2 separate regions of the Homo sapiens genome follow, and region 2 is linked to region 1. Evidence: chromatin loops called from intact Hi-C (ENCODE). Cell type or tissue: HepG2. All regions are shown on one strand.

What was found. Peaks named below come from ENCODE experiments on the same cell type or tissue, not always from the same donor. Only the 100,000 strongest peaks of a DNase experiment are listed, where the experiment ranks them.
Region 2: a loop joins it to region 1, with 18 times the contacts of the local background. A loop is called at or near these places in 6 of 110 quality-filtered maps.

What each region holds. Positions count from the first base shown.
Region 1 is chr20:9,403,695-9,411,694 of GRCh38, reverse strand. It overlaps PLCB4 (phospholipase C beta 4), which reads right to left. Exons shown (of 40, transcript NM_001377142.1): 21 at 6,347-6,382; 22 at 3,637-3,778; 23 at 2,978-3,062; 24 at 2,514-2,638; 25 at 607-658. Among named protein-coding and RNA genes, the nearest start is that of LAMP5, 110 kb to the left of the region's middle. In HepG2, a CTCF peak has its summit at 3,436 (motif pointing left); a DNase peak (open chromatin) is centred at 3,434.
Region 2 is chr20:10,086,996-10,094,995 of GRCh38, reverse strand. All of the region lies in intron 3 of SNAP25-AS1 (SNAP25 antisense RNA 1), which reads left to right. Among named protein-coding and RNA genes, the nearest start is that of ANKEF1, 56 kb to the right of the region's middle. In HepG2, CTCF peaks have their summits at 9 (motif pointing left) and 4,240 (motif pointing right); a DNase peak (open chromatin) is centred at 4,245.

The DNA of each region.
Region 1 (8,000 bases):
TTCATTTAACCTTTCAGTGTTTCTGTAGAATTAACATTTCCTATTTCACTTCTTGGTTCACAGTTTTCAAGAGTGCTATTTAAGGAAACTAGGACAATATTCACAGCATTATTCTTTGATAACTGCTACTTACAAGACACAAAAAAGAATCAGTAGAGGACAAAGGTTTATTCCCAACTGAATGAAATTCAGCTCGACACCCACAACTTCATTACATATGAAATTAACTTCATTATTTGATTTGTCCTAGGTAAAATGCACATATTTAATGCCTACATCTCCAGTTAATGTCCAAGTGTGCAGGGATTATTACCTGTCCCAGACATAAAATCCTCCACTATTGATTTTAAAGTGAGAGGATTAAACTGTAGCATATGTATGAACTGCTTCACTTGTGATTTAAAAAACCCAAAACCTGCTTAGTAAAATGGGGTAGATGAAGAATGTATATGTGCAAATATTCTCTAGGTATTTCATTTCTTTCTATTCCATCCCTCAAACCCAGCTTAAATTCTGTAGCCCCTAATTGAAAATGACATGGCTTCATTAGAGCTGTAGTATGGAGTTCTCAATCTAGGTGAAAACAGTTTAAATCATATTACTCACCCGCACGATCCATTATACTCAAATTTTCCCTGATTCAATTGCATCGCTAAATCTGTCAAGAGACAAAAATAATTTAGCATCTTGTCTTCCTAGACAAAAAAGACCCTGACGGGGTGATTTGAAACAATAGGTATCAGATTGCTCCTAGGCCCACAGGTCCCTCTTTAATACTACAAGGTTCTGCTTGGTCTATTTAAGGCATACTCTCTTCCATGTTGAATTGACCTCATGTTTCATTTAAATTAAACATAAAATGTGTTTTCATAAAGATCATGCTAAAGGTCACTTTTAAAACTGGATTCAATATAGGAGTCACACCATTGTTTGATGAGTATTGAGAGTAGAGATATCCAACCTGCTACAGTGGGAGAGGATGGGTCTCAGGATCCCTGGGCAGAGGAACCCTGGAGATACCCGGGAGGGTGAATATGAAACTTGATTTAAAAGACTGGAAAATGAACTAGGTAAGTATCGCATAAAACTTGGTGGCATGCTTCCAGGATGGGAGGCAGGGGGAATTACTCTAGTGGGGTCTACACTGGCAGCACATGGCTTTTGACTTCTGTCTTGCAAGTGAATAACATTTTTTCTTTCTTCCCATCCGCAAAAGAAATGGGTAAACTGATGGATATTTTTTCCTCTTCAAAATGTTGTGTTTAAACCTAATATTATAGAATAAAACATAAGCTGGGTTAGCCATTTAATCCATATTATGGACTCACTGACAACTGAGAACACAAGTTGGGCTTTTTTAAGTAAGTGAAGTCATCAGAGCCTTGTTACTGGGCCCCAGCTAGAAACACTCAGGATTGTATTGGTAGCTATCACGTCACAGTCTAACCTAGCAAGCACTGTGGGGACCCCATGCAGAATGGTGACTCCAGTAGGAGGAGCTTCTGGTCACTGGGGAGGCTCCTTCAAGGCATGAGAAGCACAGTCAGCTCACACTCATGCCAAAGGAATGAAAGTCAAAGGATCTTCCACTCAATCCACATAGCAGGGAACGAAGTGACAGGGATTCTTAAAATACAAAATAGATTTTAAAAAATCCTCAAATTGGGAAGCATGGGCAGTTCTCTTAATAGCAAAGAGTTGAAGGAAAAAAGAGCTTTCTGGTTTTGTTTTATTTTACCAGTTGTAAGAACCATGCTGTAGAATTGACCATCTACAGTGAAGAGGGTTTGTGGCATATTTCTATCTATTCTATTTCTATTTTGCTACCTCTAGTCTTGATACTGTGATCCTAGGCTCTTAAGCAAACCTCAAAAATTTTAAAAATGTGTTTATCAATTATAAAAATTTACTCTTTTCCTTCCAGAAAAAAAAAGTCATTATATATTGGAAACCTGACTTTGAGTACACTTTGGAGGACCAAGTTATAGATTAGTACCTCTTCAAATATGTAACTCCTTATATACCATTTTAGTGGCATTTACTTCAAAATATTCTGTATTTGTTTAGTGAAGTGCCCCTGCATCAGTCATATTTGCTGAATGTTCACAGTGGTCAGGGTGTTTGCCAAAGGAGAAATGAGTCGCTGTTACTGTACAAAGATACTCAAATTCTTTTCACTTAATTCTGCCTCTGGAAACAAAGATAACAACTTTGATCCAAAAGGAAGAAAAATGAGAAATATTTTGGAATATGGGATAATGGTTAGCAGGAATAGTCATGGCATTTATGAAAGGAATTAAATTCCAATCACAACACATTATCTTCTACCATTGTTTGCTCTATTTTGGTTTTTTTTTTTTTATTTCTCACCATTATATAAATCCAATAACACATTGCTTTGCCATATGTCTGCTTCCTTTAAAAAATGCCCACAGCCAACTGATGGGAAGTGCTGGCACCATCCTGTCAAAGTGTTCTCATGGAATTTGGGGTCACTGGACATCAGCTCCTACCTGGGGTTTGATAGTTCAGTGAAACCATCTGGCAGCCAGCGTTCCAGAAAATCTGAGGCATGTAATTACTGGAATCGACTCGGCCTCCCTTGGGGTAAATGCGACTCATTTGCCGTTTGTTATAACTGTAACTTATTAAGGAAAACAGAAAAAAAGAGTCCTACAGCAGAGAAAAATAAACAACAAAGAGCTAAAACAACAAAGGTCTAGGCCAACAATGACAAACAAGTAGACAGCACAGAGCAGATTTCACATTTACAAATGATGCTTAAGATCACAGTTCACTGTGTGGATTATAAAAACAATTTTCATTTGGGCAGATTGTCACAGCTGCCATGGTCTTTCCCACATATCATTTTATGAACTCCACCACCAGAATGAGATATTAGCCATTTATCTATTTCAGAGGCTCTTGCCAAACCAACGTGAGTCAACCACTCATTCCACTTGATACATAAGGATACTTGACAAATTCAATTGCATGTGTCTTCAAGTAGCCAAGACCGACTGATTCATTAAAAGAAGACATGTTATAATGAATATTGCGTTCTGTAAAAGAAAAGCAAAGATGGATTCAGGAACTCTGCCATCAAACCCTCACCGAAAAACAGCAATAAATAAATGCAATTACACCCTGAATCATGAGGCCTTGGAGGCTAATGCTACATTATCATGTCAGTAGCTCCTACTTTCATTGACATCCTGTGGATGGAGACATCTGTCTTTTCAGCCACCACCGAAATATGAATTTTTGATGATAATGATGATTACGATGGCTTCTCTAGCCCAGAAATGAAGTTTTTAAATACTTCTTATGTTTTTTTGAAAACCAGCTTTTGATTAAAAGGAGTCTTGTGAATGCACTTGGGAACAGAAGAAGCTACATGCCCAGCACTAACAAATCCATAGTCTCTCATCGCCACCTTGTGGTTGAAGTCGTGAATGACAATGTAATGTCACCACATACCAAGGTGGCTTCTATGGTCTGTGAAACAAAAATAAGGTGAGGTGGAACAGCCCCCATGCCCACAAAGAAAAATGGCAACAAATTAGATAAAAGCTCATCAGCACCATAAAAGAAAATCAAGCAAAAAAGGCGACTGCATTTAACCTTTGGTGTTACCTTCTGCCACATGGAAACCTTGAAACTTTACAGGCTGGGCGTAGTTGATCATTGTGGACAAATATGGATGGATATTAGTGGTAGCACCTACATATTTATAAGATGCCATCCACGCCTGCTCATCTTCTACAGTGACCAGGCCCTACAAGCACAAGGAAGAAAACATATAAGTTGATGACTTCAGTAGGACCCACGGATACGTGCTGCAGATTTCCTTAATAAAGATAATTGCACACACACAAATTGAAAGGTAAAGGCTTTTTCTTCCTCAATTATGCTAAAGGATACTTTAAGAAGTTAGTGTCTGTTGTAGCTCTGAATAATGCAAAAGGAGGTAATCATAAAATATTAAGCTTATCTTACATTTGTAGGACATTTTTAGATTTTTAAGGGACTTTATTCAAGAAATTACTGGCCGGGAACGGTGGCTCATGCCTTTAATCCAGCACTTTGGGAGGCCAGGAGTTCAAGACAAACTTGGCGAACATGGCAAAACCCCATCTCTACTAAAAATGCCAAAAATTAGCTGGGTGTGGTGGCGTGAGCCTGTAATTCCAGCTACTTGGGAGGCTGAGGCAGGAGAATCGCTTGAACCCAGGAGGCAGAGGTTGAGGTGAGCTGAGATTGTGCCACTGCACTCCAGACCAGGCAACAGAGCAAGACTCCATCTCAAAAAAAAAAAAAAAGAAATTACTATATTGGACCTCACAGCAATGCTATGAAATAGATATAGCATCATATTTTTACAAATTGAGGCACAACATCAAAAATAGTGACTCTCGAACATTAGCGTGCATCAGAATCACCTGGAAGACTTTTTAAACTAGAACAGATTCCTGGGCCCCACACTCAGAGTTTCTGTTGAAGTGAGTCTGCAGTGAGGCCAGTCATTGCTGTAACTAGTTCCCAGGTGCTAATGATGCTGCCTCTTTGGGGACTATGTTTCACTGTAGCACTCTAGAATGTAAGCAACATACATACGTGGTTTATAGTATTTAAAAAGCACTTAATCTTAAAAGTAACCTAATAACTTGCTGCATAGGACATATTGAAACTGCATTACTTTGCATACAGAAAAAAGAAAACAAATTAGTTTATTTATTGATAGAAAAAACAACAATAAAACCAACAACAAAAATACCTTCAAAAGTGATCAATATTTTTGCTGAGAACTTTGCAAAGCTAAATTTCCTGCATAAAGTGAATCTAGTTGGATAAATTCCTTAGTTGGATGATGTAATCCATGAGTTAAAAAATGGTCAGATGCTGGGCGCAGTGGCTCACGCCTGTAATCCCAGCACTTTGGGAGGCTGAGGCGGGTGGATCATGAGGTCAGGAGATCGAGACCATCCTGGTGAACACTGTGAAACCCCATCTCTATTAAAAATACAAAAAAATTAACTGGGCATGGTGGCAGGCACCTGTAGTCCCAGCTACTGGGAGGCTGAGGCAGGAGAATGGCGAATGAAGTGAACCCGGGGGGCAGAGCTTTCAGTGAGCGGAGATCACGCCACTGCACTCCAGCCTGGGCAACAGAGTGAGACTCCATCTCAAAAAAAAAAAAAAATGGTCAATTTGTTTGTCTTAACTGATCACTTAACAATCTGAGCATTCTAAATTATCAAACTGATTTCACCAATAAAAGCCTGAAACAATAATCAAGTAATGTAATTTGGTTTTGTTTTTGTTTTTATCATTTTCTTAATGTGTCCTCCTGCTCCCCCACCAAACAACGGCCATGTCCGTTCCTTCCATGTGTGTTTAATAATAATAAATACCACCAGTGCTATGAGCTGAGCACCAGGATGAGTTCTTGCACACACAGTCTCATTACTGTCTGTGATGTGTAGTGAGGATTAGAGTCCTACCCACTGACCACATGAGAAGATTGATGCCTTGAGAATTAAAATAACTTAGCTAATAAATGACAATGACCAAATGTCAATCTGTATACTGTTGACCCAAATTATGAATTATGAAATTCTAGAACAAGAGAGTAATGTACTCACAAATATTTTGGGACAGGCCTGCGACCATATTTATTCATAATTCTTTCAAGTTTAATATTTAGAGGGTGAGAAGATACGATCTCAACTTCAAATAGGATAGGACCCCACAGGCAGCAAGGCAGTATTTTCCGAACCTCTGAAGTATGAGAATGAAGTTATTAGGCAAACTTCTGCCTGTGGCTGTCAGCCTCACTGTTGTAGGATAAACCATAAATACTTACTAAATAAAACCACTGTGATCACTTGAAGAACTTTGAAGAGGATGAAAGAAAGTGAAAATGTAACTTTACCTTTCCTACAATAAGGCCAATAGCTAATAACATCAAATAATACTCTTAGAAGTTATGCAGTGTAAAATTAATCAGTGATCTTCCAGAATGTCAATGTAGTGGGAACTAAGATCATCCTTTCTATTATGCTATAATATGGATTTGATGACCTATTCACTCATTTTTATTTTCAAATTCAATATGCTGATGATCATGTAGTTCCACTGCAGGAATGAAATCTCTAATTCCAGTGAAGAAAATGCCTTACTGCATTAAATACCTACTTTTAGAAAATCATCTTACTCATCTGCCCTAGTTTTGTGATTTTTATCAGGATTTAATCATTTTTTCACCACAACTGATTCCTTCCTTTGAAGATTTTTTAAATTAGATGCATCTGATTTAAAATGTGCAAGGGAATTATTTTGTTACCTTTTTGTTGTTTTCATGTTCAAGGTCATCTGAAGCCTAATTAGAGAAAGGAAATAATTTGTTTACTTCTCTAAAGGGCAAAATTCCAAATTTATTAGCCATACATACATAGATATTTAAATAAGTGTAGGTAAACTTGTTATTCTATTTATTTGCTAAGGTGGGACATTACTGATGACAAAAAGCCATGGATGGCCTCACTGTTTTATGCACCAGAAGGGCTAATCTTAATGCTCTTTCCCTCCTTCGTGGACAGTCTTTACCTACTTAGATGTTTTATTATAATTATTTAATTAGTGCTTTAGTCATGGGGCTTAGGAAAAGCAGCATGAATGGTCACTCTTGAGTAACTCAGCATTCATGTCTGGGTATTTGTTATGGACTGTTTGCTGGTGCAGCCCCCCATACTGTCCCCAATTCATATACTGAAACCTTAATTCTCATGTGATGGCATTTGAAGATGGGGCCTTTGGGAGGTAATTTGGTCATGAGGGCCAAGCCAAGAGAGAGCTTGCCTCCTTATTCTCTGTCCACCACATGAGGACATAAACACGAAGAAGGCCCCCCACATTAGGAACTGATTGCGTGGAACCTTGATCTTAGACTTCTTAGACTCTAGAATGGTGACAAATAGTTTTCAGTTGTTTAAGCCAATGGTATTTTTGTGATAGCAGCACCAACTGACTAAGACACTAAGACAATATTGATGAAGGCTTTAGCAACTTTTTTTTTTTTTTTTTTTTTGAGACACAGTCTTGCTCTGTTGCCCAGGCTGGAGTGCAGTGGCACAATCTTGGCTCACTGCAACCTCCGCCTTTTGGGTTCAAGCAGTTCTCCTGCCTCAGCTTCCTGAGTAGCTGGGATTACAGGCGCGTACCATGGCGCCTGGCTAATTTTTGTATTAAAACAATACTCTTGAGTCTTAATAGATGTTCAATATTCTCAGAGTAGTCACAATTCCCTATATCAGAAAAGATAGTGTGTAAAGGCAATATTCCTTTGGCTTTGCTCATCAGACAAATACTCTCCCCTCTTCCTATCACCAAATGTATCTGCCTACCTGCATCTTCATCCACTGTCTTCACTAATCAGGTGTTCCTGCTCCTGTGAAGGGCCACACCTTTGCACCACAGCAATCCCACCCTCTTCCACCTCCTCAAGGAATTCCAGGCAGTTATCCCCTCTCTTTCCTGCAAAACTAATCTCTTCCTCTCTACTGCACCACTTCCAAGTTTTCAAACACACTCCAGATTCATTCATCCGAAAAAGAAAACACTCCCTTGACTCCTCAGGTGCCCTTGGCCACCAGTCCATTTCTTGCTCCCCTTCACATCAAAACTTCTCAAAAGCATAGTCTCTAGTCATTCATATCTGTGTGATCCAGTGTCACCACCCTGCCTGGCACTCCACTGAAATGTCTCTTTAAGGTTGCCAACGACCTCCATGCTAACAACCCAAAGGACACTCTTGAGTCTTCTTACTTAATCAGTCAGTAGCATTTGTTAAATTAAGTTTAGCCTAAAGGTGTCTCTTTACCTATTCTAAAGGTTTTTTCATAAACTTTCACATAGTAAACTGTAGACTGAATGGGTGTGTAAACAGACTGGAACCTACTCATGTGCCAATCACTGAGTTTCAGCCAATCAAAGGTGGC
Region 2 (8,000 bases), 680 kb before region 1:
ATGCCATCTAGTGTTCCAACCTCTGCCAGCAAGAGAACTGAGGCATCATCCAAAATACAGTAAACAGTCTTAAAAAAAGAAAAAAAGATGTTTTGACTAAAATAACATAAATCTGAAACTTGAGTTTTTTTTTTTCTTTTTAATCACCATCACAGTGAAGGATATGTTGTAGGTGGTGCCCTACTCATATCCTCCTTCCCTTTTATCCTCTTTGTCTAACCGCTGCAGGGCACAACGGTCCAGCTAAGCTAGCTGCATCTGCTTTTCTTTTTTTATTTTTTTGTCAAGGTCTTGCTCTGACCTCTTAAGCCACATTGCCCAGAGTGGAGGGCTGAAATTACAGGGAATTTCTGTGCTCTGAGAGCAGCCTCAGTAAATGACTGATACGGATTGTATTAGTGTGTTCGTGCATTGAGAAATATCTGAGACTGGGTAATTTGTAAAGAAAAGAGGTTTAATGGATTCACAGTTCTGCGGGCTGTACAGCAAGCATAATGGCTTCTGCTTCTGAGGACACCTCAGGAAGTTTCCAATCACGGTGGAAGAGGAAGGAGGTATAAGATGTCTCACACGGCAGGAGTAGGAGCAAGAGAAAGTTGGAGTGAGGGAGGTGCTATATACTTTTAAACAACTAGATCTCATTAGAACTCACTCATTATCATGGGAGCAGCACCACGGGGATGCTAAGCCATTCATGAGGAATCCACCACTGTGATCCCATCACATCCCACCAGGATCCAGGATCCATCTCCATCATCGGGGATTGCAATTCAATGTGAGTTTTGGGCAGGGACCCAGATCCAAACCATATCATGGATTGATGTATAAACATCCTGGCGTCCTCCTTTAGGTAGGATGATGATGAGGCCTGTGTCCTGCACCAGCTTCCAGAGTTCTCCAGTGGAATTATACTCCAGCTGCCCAGAGCGCCAGCCGACTTGGCTTTGCACCCTTTACTGGCTGCTGCTTCTCTGTGTCTCCATTTTTCTCTCCCCTACCGGTATTTCCTTTCCTTTCCAAGTAAACCATTTGCTTTGGAATCTTTGTCTCAGACTTTCCTAAACTAAGAAGACCTCTCTGTCGTAGATTGCAAAAATGGCCACAAACCTTCCGCCTCTCTACATCCTTATACTGTAAAGTTACAGTTCCTTTCATTAAGAAGTGGGCTCACCTTGGGTCTTGCTTTGGCCAGTAGAGTATGGAGGAAGTGATGATATGCCAGTTCCAAGTCTAGGCTTCAAGGGATCTTAAGCATTTCTCCTTTTTCTCAGAGACTTGTGAGCAAGAATATGGTTGTCGTTTAAAGCAACTAAGTTTTGGGTGATTTGTCATGCAGCAGGACTGATACAACTCCCACCCCAAGCACATTTTTGATATCCTCTTGTGTGTTCATTCCCTTGAATAAGAGTATTGTTTTCTCTAAAGAAAAGCATCTTTTCAGGCACAGAGAAGTTGATTGACCTTCTCAGATTTGCTCAGGAGAATCTGGGTGCCAGTTGTTGGCAGTATCCTGGTATATTCCTTAGCCCCAGGGCCTCTATGCTGACTCACCTTGTCTGGGTTTGCTTGCTAGCTGCTGCATTTTCTCTCTGCTACAGTGGCCAGCACAGCTGCTGTTTTTTTCCAAAGCCCTCTTTCACAGAGCTGTTAGGTAGGAGGCCACTGCGTTTCCATGATTGTGCGGATGACATATGTGTCTGACAGGGATTCTAGCACCTCAAAGCTGGCCTGGGATGGAGAGCTCACCAAAAATACTGCAGTTGCTGGATGCCAGGGAATTTATTGAGCTTTGGAGCCAGCAGGATGCAGAGTAAACAGCATAGAAATAGAGTGAGTCAGGATGCTTAATCCTGACTTTGCCTCTTGGCTAATTGTATGGCCTTGAGTGGGACCCTTGACCTGCATTTCTTTAATTGAGACAAGGTAGCCTCTGAAGTCCCTTTCAGCTCTAAAATGCTAGAATTCAAGGACCGAATAGGGCTTTATAAAAATGAAATGCCAGAAAGCATGGAGTTAGTTGTCTAATTAGAGGAAGTTCTGATAGGCTAGAACACTGGTTCTCAAAGTGGGGTCCCTAAACCTGCAGCATCGCAACATCACCTAGGAACTTGTTAGATCACAGCTCACTGCAGCCTCGAACTTCTCAGCTGAAGGGATCTTCCTCCCATGTAGATGGGACAACAGGCTCACACCACAATGCCTGGCTAATTTTTAAAAAGTTTTTGTAGAGATGGGGTCTCACTATATTGCCCAGGCTGGTCTCAAACTCCTGGCCTCGAGTGATACTCCTGCCTCGGCTTACCAAAGCACTGGGATTACAGGCATGAGCCACCATGCTGGGCCCAGAACTTGTTAGAAATGCAAATTTTCAGGCTCCACTCCAGACCCTCTGAAGCACTCTCTCAGCAGGTACTCATGTTCACATGAGAAAGAGGTAACCAGCTCTATTAGCAAAGGTAGATAATTAATTAACCAACTTATTCATGGATAACCTATTTCTGTGTGCAAGAAACTGTTTTATTCTTGGGGTGAAAGTAAAGGTGAAGGTGCACAGCTATTGTAAGAGAGTGTGAGAGTAGGGCCCAGCAATTTGTGTATTAACGAGCTCTTCAGGTGATTTGAATACAGGTTCAAGTTTGAGACTTACTGATCTAAAGCTGTGTTATTCCAAGTGTGGCTCACATCATCGGCATCATCTGGGAGCTGCCCGAAGAAGCAAAAGCTTAGCACTACCTCTTTAGAACTCCTGTGCCAGAATCTCCATTTAACAAGATTCCCAGTGATTTGAATGCACATAACAGCTGAGAAATCCTGGGTGCAGCCTCCATTCTTGGAGAGTGTAATCCAATAGAAAGGGGTTGGGGGGAGTGGCAGCAGGAGAGCAGAAATTTACATTTCTAAAAAGCTCCCAAACACGGCTGATGTTGCAGGTTCAGGGACCACTTTGAGTAACAAGGCTCTAGATTTTAGCCCAGGCTTAGAATCTTGAATATGGAAGGGTTTCAACCCAGAAGTTGGTTTCAGCTACACTGTACAGATGTGCAGGTTGTGCACTGCCAAATTCCAGAAGGCAACATTTGCATAGACTGAGTCAAGAACCTGAACCCCAAAGCTAAGAGGCAGGGGCTAGCTAAAGAGTGGGTTTTAGAGAGTGTTAGAATTGGGTTTGGATCCTAATCCTGCCACTTACTTAGTTGACCTTGGGAAATATATTTAACTCTGAGCCTCGATTTCCTCATCTGTAAAATGGAGATGAACATACCTGTGTCCCAATATAAGATACTCAACAGTAAGCACCCAGTAGAAGCCCAGATATTTGCAAATAGCTATTCTCTCTGGACTTTCCTTTCAACCAAGGGAAGAGTAGTTGTATAGGTTCCTTTCCTCCTTCAGTCTCATCCTGGCCAGTGGCCTAATCCCCTGGTCAGGCTGAAGGCCAGGTGAGTATCATGGGCTTTTCTTTAGAGCTCCCAGGGGTCAGATGAAGGTGATACCACCATAATGCAGACTGTTTCTATTTAGGAAAGCTTCCCATGGGTTTGTACAAATCAGTTCATAAAAATGACCAACACAGCCAGTTTCAAACCATGCCCTGAGTTCACGTGCTTACCAAAGTCATAAAAAACAGCAATAGTTTCTGGTCCCACCAAGGCTTTGATGCCCCTGGTGCCTGGAATCACTCAAAGGCTTTGCAGGGGAAGGCACTTTGGCCCACTGGACCTGGAAATCTTCGCTCTTCTGCATAAAGAACCCATTTAGACCCCTTGTGTGTTTCTGTGCGAGAAAGACCATCAGAAATTCTCTGAAACAAACCTAAAGATGCATTTGGGGTGAGGGAGAGCCCATTTGGGGGTACAAGCAGGCAAGCAGGATACTTTTGAAAATCAGTTGCTTATATAGGTGTAGGTCTGTGTCTGGAGTCTGTACTCTGTCCATTGATAATTATGTCTACCCTTATATCAATCCATGCTGTCTTGATTCCTGTTAAGTCTTGACATCTGGTATAATCTTTCAACTGAAAAATAAAAAGCTCATTAAAACACAAACCAGGGGAAGGCTATGAGACCAGATAAATCTTGATCAGAAACTAGACATAATTAAATTTATTTCTTTGCAGTTTACGAGAAGCAAAATAAGTATATATACATATTTCTAAATTCAGGGACTGGTTGAAATTTTAGCAGGAGCTGAGAGGCTGAGTTCTGAGGGATTTCAGCCTAAGAATAGCCACTAGAGGGCCTAGGAGATCCAGAAACACTGCATGGTGTTTGTAGGAGCCAGGCAGGCCCAGAGAGCCGCCAAGGCCTGAGTATGGTGTTCAAGGTGAACCTGATTCCTGAAAACCTCACCAGGTGCTCACCTTCACATGAGAAAGAAGTAACCAGCTCTGTTAGGGAAACTAGATAATTCATTAAGCAATTTATTCACCAATAACCTATTTCTGCATGCAAGACACCGTTCTATTCTTGGGGTTAAGGGAAGCTGAGAATGCAGGACTATTATAAGCAGGCCTCTCACTTAGGGCTCAGTGATGGCATCAAGGACCAGCTTGGGAGGTGTGGGCTTTGATGCCCATTATTTCCATGTGCTGCACCAATAAACTTAAAATCAAGATAAAAACAGCGTGTGTGCTAAGCAAATACAGCTTCAAGTCAAATCCCTTTAGGTCACTAGACTGCCACACTTTAATCCCTCTACAGAAACTCTAGAGTTTTTGTGATTGGAGCTTTGTGATGTGTCTTGAAGCAGGGATGAAGCTGATTTCTCTATTATTGTTTAAAAAGTCCTTAAAGTATGCAGTACTTTACAGACAGAATACAAAAAAAGTTTAGAAAGTCACCTTTCCTAGAGAGACCTAGGGGCTATCTAGTTACGGCATGTGCTAGAAAATGACCTACAAGGTATGTTCTAGCCTGAGGAATTGCTGGCATGTGAATCATGAGGACAGATGCATGGGCAGAATGTGCCATTTCCTCTGTCAGCATCTGCTAGGCAAGAGATGCCTTCCCCTAGGCCCCCTGGCTCTGCAGTTTTCCCGCCTATGGGAGGCCTTTTACCAACATGACCTATGCCACCCACCCTCACTCCCACACCACCACATCTGGCAGCAAATTTTGTAAGCCAGGAAGTTTGGGGGGTACAAAAGAGGGGCTCCTTGAAGTGGGAGAAGGGTCTCCCAGTCCATGGATAGCTCTAAAAGAGCTGAGTCCTAGATGACTTGCAGATATGGTCTCCTCCATGATCAGAGCTTCTAAAAGAGGAAAGAAATTGGTTCTTTCATCATGTTTCCTTGGCCATGGGAGAAAGTCAGATAAAACAAGCAAGATAAAACAGATGTTATCAAGCAATGCAGTGATGCTTCCCTTTCTTATAGAAATTTCCTTTTCAGAGGGTAAAAACCCAGTTAACTTCTCATATACCAATTTCCCCAGGATATAAGGAGGGTCTTCCCTGTAAGATTTGCTGTCTGGATTACTGAGGCCAGCCCCTCTGACTTCTCTCTTTCCACCTGTTTATATTAGGAAAGCTTGCCATGGGTTTGCACAAATCGATTCATAAAAATGACCAACGCAGCCAGTTGCAAACCATGCCCTGGGTTCACTTACTTACCAAAGTCACAAAAAACAGTAATAGTTCCTGGCCCTGGAAAGAGAGAGGTCATAGGGACTGGCCTCAGTAATCCACACCCATCCTCCTATAGATACAACTTTTGTCTGATCACTCTTTGCTCCCTAGCTTCTATCATGAGTTCAAGTGTCCTTACCCGACTCCCAAGGACAGGCCATCCTTTCCACTCAGTACTCATCCTTTACTCTTGTAACTGCTCAACAGGTTCATTTTGCCAGCTGTCCAGATAGAATCGATTTATCAAGACAGAGAAATTGCCATAAAGAGTTTAATTCTCGCAGAGCCGGCAGAATGCGAGGCCAGAGTTTTATTACTACTCAAGTCAATCTTACCAAAAATTTGGAGACTGGGGATTTTAAGGATAAATTGATGGGTAGGGGGTGCAGGAAGTGGAAAGTGCTGATTGGTTGGGTTGGAGATGAAGTCATGAAAAGTTGAAGCTGTCCTCTTGTCCTCATTCCCAGATGGTTAGGCATTCTAAGTCACAGCATGAGATGGGAGGTCAGTACAAGATATAGGCCATAAAGACCTTGCTGATAAAACAGATTACAGTAAAGAAGATGGCCAAAACCCACCAAAACCAAGAGAGCAATGAGAGTGACCTCTGGTCATCCTCATTGCTCATTATAGGTCAATTATAATGCTTTAGCATGCTAAGAGACACTCCCACCAGCACCATGACAATGTACAGGTGCATGGCAACGTCAGGAATTTACCCTATATGGTCTAAAAGCCTGAGGAACCGTTAGTTACAGGAATTGCCCAGTCCTTTCCTGGAAAGCTCATTATTAATCCACCCTTTGTTTAGCATATAATCAAGAAAAAACCATAAAAATGGGCAACCAGCAGCCCTCAGGGCTGCTCTGCCTATGGAGTAGCCATTCTTTATTCCCTTACTTTTTAAGTAAACTTGCTTTCACTTTATGGATTGGCCTAGAAGTTTTTCTTGTGTGAGATGCAAGAACCCTCTCTTGGGGTCAGGATCGGGATGCCTTTCCAGTAACAGTTTCAGTTGCAACCTCTCATCTTACTCTCTTATATAAAGATTATTGGCATTGACCCTTCTGGACTTTTGCTCATGCAGTTCCCCTTGCTAGGCAAGCCTGTCCTTCTGGCTGACAAAAAAGTGCACCTAAGCTACTTTTTCTCTGGAGTCTTTCTGGACTACTTTAGCCCTTATTGATTGCTCCTCCTTTGAACTTCTTATAGACATCCGGGGCCTTAATCTAATACCGGTGGGGATTTTTCTTTTATTTTAGGAATCCTGATTGTGGCTTGGCAATCAGATGGCTAGATCCTTGAGGACAGAAGTTTGTGTCCCAAGACTCCAGCATGGTGACCCCTTGCACACATTAGAAGCCCAATTAACATTTGCCTGGTTAACTTCCATGCATCCTTGGGATCTTAAGTTGACCCTCACTTCCTGAGGGCAGCCCAACCCATTAGATCCAAATCTCCTACTGCAGATTCTAATACAACCAGGCATCTCTCCTGCATAGGACTACTCAAAGATGGACAGTTTTATTCATTTGCTTTTATTACTCAGTTCCCTCCATGAGGGCTGGAAACTATATTTGGTTTTATTTAGTGCCTGGCATACACTGGGTAATCTATCAATATTTATTAAATTAGTGAATACCTGTTCGTTGGCTGAACTGAAATGTGACACCGACTTCTTGGGAAATGAGAGCAAAGCTGAAGATGTTAATCTCCTGGGAGCCAGTGCCCTTGAGCACAGTCCTAAACAGAATCTAACAACAAAGGCTCAGATGGGCCAAGTTATTGCAGGACCATTGGTGGCAATGAGTGGCTATATATATATATATATATATATATATATATACATATATATATACACATTTATTTATATTTAGAGATTTCATAAAAAATCTTTATAGTTATAAGTAATACATGTCCTTGTGGAAAGCAGGTAAACTTTAGAAAATTATAAGGAAGCAGAGGAAAGTAACTACAATCCCACCACTCAAAAACTTTTAAAAAGTTAACATTTTCTTCCAATATTGGTTCAGTACATGTTTTTTACAGTGTGGAAATCCTACCAGATATACAATTTTAGATCTTGCCTTTTAAAAAAACCACTTAACTTTAAATTATAAATGCCTTTTCTTTTTATTGAAACTATGCATCATAATTTTAAACAGATTCAGAATATTCTGCTATATGGATGTACTCTATTATTCCCTCAATACGGGACAGGAAGGTTGATAAATATAAGTTTTGGCCCTTATGATTTTGAAGGCATTCTATATCTAAAGACAATTAAGATAAATGGTAGAGGTATTATATTATAGACTTCCCCAGCAGTTTCAACAGAATGCCTACTTTTGTTCATTGAGACCTGGCTACACAGT